Linked DNA regions of Homo sapiens: region 1 is linked to region 2. Evidence: chromatin contacts called from ENCODE Hi-C data. All regions are on one chromosome and are shown on one strand. The core of a region is the stretch at or near the end of the contact, and the rest is flanking DNA. Distances in the headings are between cores, read along the strand shown. Region 1 overlaps SGCE (sarcoglycan epsilon). Region 2 has its middle 46 kb from the start of COL1A2.

Region 1 (2,788 bases), core at 233-2,732, 190 kb after region 2:
TGACTTGTAGCTTCACGTATCTACAGATTTACTACTAAAAACATAACTTCAAAGGCTGTGTAACAGAGGGAAGGAAGCTACAAGTTATGTTTAAACTAGGTATGCAGAGAGATCTATTCTTTCCTGATTTGTTTTGTACTAGTATTCATAAGTGATCTTCCCCTGTGGCATTTACAGTACCCAACTTCTACTCAAGAACAATGTACTTACCAGCAGGAATAATCCCATTCCGCGAAACAAGAATGAATGAATCACAGAAAAATAGTAAAGATGAGAATTTTATACTTTTTTTTTTTTACCAGTTTGATACCACAATGTACCCTGAATGTGAGGTGCTATGGGGAATATGAAGATGAAAGAGACCCTGCCACTGCTTTCCAGGAGTTCACCATCTGGTATGGGAGACCAACATCCACCTAACTAGGTATTATCCCAGAGGTAAAACTGCTTTGGCAACACCTGGAAATATGGGAGGAGCAATTAAGGTTGGACAGATTCAGAAAAGATTTATGGAAGAAGTGGAATTCAATATGGCTCTTAAAATACTACAGTAGTAGGATTCTGAAACTCAGAGATGTGGAATTTCAGCATTTCACAGTGAACATATGTGCAAGATACAATACTGGATACTGTGGGGGCCTTTCGGGGAAGGGAATTAAGTCAGTAATGCTGGATCCTGGGGTAAATTTAAGGTAGGGGGAGGCAAAACTGGGAAGAAAAGAAGAGTTAAAATAGGGAGTTTTGAACTCCTGCTAAAAAGTCATTTCACTCTGTATATCAAAGTATTTAAATTCAGGATCACAACCCTACATCCAAAGCAGAGAACATTACAAATAATCTAAAGGAATCTCTTTGTAGTTTATCTAATTATCTAATTCATTCTTTCTAGAGATTAAAAATACCTTGAAGTACAGCACTAAGTTTTATTTACCTTGCTATTTTCTCGGCAGCTAGAAGAGAGTCTGGTATATTTGAATAATTGTATCAATGCCTATGGAATGGATGAGTACATTCTAATACAAAGTACGGCAGAGGTAAACACAAGTTTCCTATTAGTGAACTAAATATATATAATACTTAGAGGGATAGCATTCTGTAGATTATCATCCTTCATTGACATTATAAACTAATAGTCTCCCTTAGTATTTGCTGCTATAAGGTGGTAAAAGCTAGCTAACAAAGCAAAATGAAAGGTTGTTCATATTAAATAATACTGAAATGATTCCATTTTCTACATTGCCCTCCACAGGTCCTGAAGTGGAACCATTAAAGAAAGGGTACCTGCCACTCCATATCATCTCACTTCAAGAACTTGCATAGAACATCTCAGTTTCTGCTTTTATAAAAAACATTTCTGCGTTCTACAGAGCCAAGACACAATCTACCATGGCCCTCCTGGGTTTGAAGATGACAAGCACATTTCTTTATTCATGTGTACTCAATTGCCTTTCAGCAATCTGCTGAACTGCATACTTGCTGGTCAGTTACCTTGGCAACTCCACAGTAAAGGCTGCTTCACTTTAAGTATAGTATGCCATTCACTTTGAGAAAAACATGATACAGATGTATGACACATTCATCATCTAGAAATGGAAAATGACTAAGCCACTATGTTTTGTTTGTAAAAATAATACTTCCTTTCTGTAGCATCAGTTTAAATTACAGGCACCCACACAACATTTTAGAGGAGTGCCCTTTGCCTTTCCCTTTCGCATTTGTTACTTGCAAAACAAATAGCTCTGCAACGGAGGCAATTTAGGCAGTATTTACACCTATGCTTCCTTTCAAAAACAACAAATGACACAGAGAATTCGAAGCTATAGGTTCTTGTTCTAAACGTGAGCTATATAAATAAAGCTGATGGGGTCCACTCCAACACCTACAGAGGCTATTACTAACAGTTAACACATGTTGCAGTCACATATGCCCAGGCAGCACTCACAAACCATAAGCTTAAAGCATGTTGTTTTCCTTAAGAGCAAGTCTTGAAAATCAAATTTAAACACTCTAAGAATCCACAACACTAAGATCTAATAATCTCTGAAATATACATGTGTACAGTGCCATGCTAATCAAGCCAAGGTAACAGGGTCTGGCCTCTCTGTGTATCGCATGGTTTTGCAATCTTCTACGGCTGCAAATCCATTACCTCTGCAAACATACGCCACTAGATATAAATGAAACTGGAAAACTATGGGTGGTTAAATCCATGCAATTCTATCACTATTAATGGGAAAAACAATGAGACCAAAAGTCCAACCCGCAAGAGGTCAAAAATATCATCTCCAAATAGCAAGCATAGCTAGATTTACAAAGATTAAAAACTTCTGAAGACAGGTAGTCATAAGGAACAGAATTTTTTAAGTAATAATTACATATCTGAGTAGAGAGAGCCAAAGGGTTATGTAAGCAAGTAGCTGGGATCATTATCTCGCTCTCCCTAAACATAGATCCAATTTATCTCATCACCATGTTACCAAAACCTTGTTCACAAAACTGTTATCTGTATGTTTCATTCACAGGGTATAGAATCTGCAGCCATTTCAACAACTCTATATTATGTGACAGCATAGAGCCCAGAATCAAATAACAGACCACGAAAGCAGTAGCAAAAAAAAAGGGAGCTCATGCTAGCTAAACAATGTCTTGTTTTCCTTTACTAATAGTCCAGTGGAAACTCTCTCTCCATAATGAAAATATATGGGTGTGCACGTGTGCTTATTACAATTACCTTCAAAGCAAGTTTGAATGTATTTAGTAAACATTAAATTTTGAAAGTACTATGGTG
Region 2 (2,700 bases), core at 92-2,591:
GGAAGAGCCTTAGCCAAGCTGAGCCACTCAACTCCTCTCTTTTGAAAATTTAAAAGTTGTAGTGGAGAATGGCAAGGAATAATGGAGGCATGACAATGACAGCACTCTACAGACGACTGTGAACTTTTGCAGATGAGGTCACAAAACAGTACTAGATTTTTGGTTGTTCTTTCAATTATGAAATAATCCAGTATCCTTCTACTAACTTTCCTTTTTGCTTAAGTTAGAGAAAGTTAATTTCTGTTATATAAAACAAAAACAGTTTCAACTAATATACCTAGTAAACAGGACATGGCAAAAATGGAGGAATACAGGACCATCTTAAAGTAGAAATAAGAGTCACAATTTTGAATAGTCTTAAAAAGTACCCAGATAAAGAACATTGTTGGAACACAATTCATGGATGTTTGGCATTTCTGCATGTTTTGCAAGCAGAGACACTGATGACCTTCGTTCTGAAATATCTGTTCAAGGATGTTTGTATAATGATAGTGTGCAACCTTGGAAGAGAGAGTTAATGTCTCCCTTCAGAGGAGAGGTTACTGTCCACTATAATCAAGATAATAGCTCCCTGCAGGGCAAATGTCAAGCAGGTTTGCTCCCAGCCCATTGTAGTTTTGGGTTCCATTTGTTGGTGTTTCTCAATTGCAACACATCCATTTGGATTGCTCTGCATTTTCCCCAAGGGACTTGGGGAAAGGGGGCCTGAAGCAAATATAAAGCTTTTAGTTCCTTGCCTTGCTGGAACAAAGTCTTTCGTCTCTGACCCAGAAGCTGCATGCCTTCCGCCAGCATCTATTAAACTGTGGCCGGCTAACATCTTAGCTTTAAAGTAGAGAAAATTCCAGATCCTTCAGAGTTCTTGACAAACATTTCAAAGAAGAATTTATAACAGAATGAAGCTGCATCCGTTCTGTATTCTTGTCTTTCAAGTTGCCTAGCAACTAGTTGGTCACCACTGATCTGACAATCTGCAGTAATGAACAACCACGCTATATAGAAAAGTGTAATTGAACTACATGCTTCTAGATGGCAGATTGTCTGATTCATCTCTGTATCTCTATCACCTAGCCCAGTAATACAGACTCCAGACTTCGTGATTTTATTGTTGCAGGACTTTTCCTTAGTTTAGCTAATGACAGGGTTCTTTGTTCCATGGCCACAAAAATTCAGGCTTGCAGATAGTTTGAATGGTGAGTAAGACAGGGTTTTACTGGGTGAAAAAAGAAGAAAAGGGGAAACGGGGACTCTCCCTAGGCCAGAGTCCCTGCTAGAGTACTTCTCGCCTGGTCATTTGAATTCCAGGTTCCAGATAGGAAGAGGAGGGGCCAGACTACTCCCCTCTGCAAACAGCGTGAACTTCCGTGTCTCCACCCAATGCACATTCCTCCTGGTGTGCAGGCTGGTTGGAGTTTTTCCAGGGACCCTCTCCCACCTGGCTATCTCATTATGTTGAACAATTATTAAACAAAAGAGGAAACTATAAAAATGACTGCTGGAATATGTATAGAGTTGTAGTAACTAAGATAGTCCAAAATCTGTATCATAGGTACTTTACCTTATAATCATCTTGTATCTTCAGGTTTATTTAAGCAAAACGAACAGAGATCCAGTCAAGGAAGCTCAGGTGACAGGGACATACATAGAGAAATAAGAGCAAGAAAGGTAACAGACTACTGAAATTGGAGCTGCAACGTGGCTGCTCCTTTATTTATTTATTTTTTTAGAGGCAGGGTCTTGCTATGTTGCCCAGGCTGAAATACAGTGGCTATTCATGGTGCCATCATAGCACACTGTGGCCTCGAATTCCTGGGCTCAAACAATCCTCCTGCCTCAGCCTCCCAAGTGGCTGGGACTACAGGCTCACACCACCATGACAGGCTTGGCTCTCTATTTAAGATGGCTTCAGAGATCTCAGGAGCAGGAGTTTGTGACTTTTTCAACTCTTTCCTCTACAGCTTCACCACTAATCTGGTTCATTCACATTCTGCATGTTTTTTTCATATCTGCTATTAATTGGCTTTCATCATTATTATTATTTGATTTCTAAGAGAGAGATTCTGATATAGTTCATAAATCTCTAGACAGCCTAGTAAGTGCTGACATTTGGGTAGGTATCCCATCATGAGAGTCGTGTGATATAAAACATAGCCACCTAGACATCAGAAGCTCTGCGTGGGCAATTTTTAAAGGGGGCAAGGGTATGAAAGACCATAAATAACATCTCTATTACAAACTGCATCACAAAAGTTGTAATGTTTTATAACTTTTCTCAATAAAACAGAAACTTAATTTAATTCAAATACTTTGTATTTGAATGCCTGCTTTGTATCTACCCATCTCACACTCTTCCTAGCACTCCTTTCTCCTTGAAAATATATATGTTGGTCAGGCCTGGTGGCTCACACCTATAATCCCAGCACTTTGGGAGGCCGAAGCAAAAGGATCACTTAAGCCCAGGAGCTTGAGACCAGCCTAGGCAACATAGTGAGACCCTGTCTCTACACAAATTTAAAAATTAGCCAGGTATGATGGTGTGCACCTGTACTCACAGCTACTACAGAGGATAAGGCAGGAGGATTGCTTGAGCCCAGGAGGTAGAGGCTGCAGTGATCATACCACTGCATCTCAGCCAGGGTGACAGAGTGAGACTCTATCTCAAAAAAAGAAAAGAAAAAAAAAAAAATATATATATATATA

The links. A loop is a pair of places that touch in the nucleus more often than their neighbours do. Pooled maps may share reads with other maps.
Region 1: a pooled map of posterior vena cava shows a loop between it and region 2 (2.9-fold over the local background). The contact joins two enhancer-like sites. A Hi-C loop is called at or near these places in 3 of 168 maps with a recorded cell type or tissue (colonic mucosa, dorsolateral prefrontal cortex and heart left ventricle) and 7 of 50 pooled maps.

Annotation. Positions count from the first base shown.
Region 1 is chr7:94,631,014-94,633,801 of GRCh38, forward strand. All of the region lies in intron 1 of SGCE (sarcoglycan epsilon), which reads right to left. It also overlaps a transcript of CASD1 not described here. Among named protein-coding and RNA genes, the nearest start is that of SGCE, 24 kb to the right of the region's middle. Within about 2 kb of position 1,483, at least 2 of the 41 ENCODE cell types and tissues checked have a DNase peak (open chromatin) inside an H3K27ac peak, as active enhancers do.
Region 2 is chr7:94,439,575-94,442,274 of GRCh38, forward strand. No RefSeq gene overlaps it. Among named protein-coding and RNA genes, the nearest start is that of COL1A2, 46 kb to the left of the region's middle. Within about 2 kb of position 1,342, at least 2 of the 41 ENCODE cell types and tissues checked have a DNase peak (open chromatin) inside an H3K27ac peak, as active enhancers do.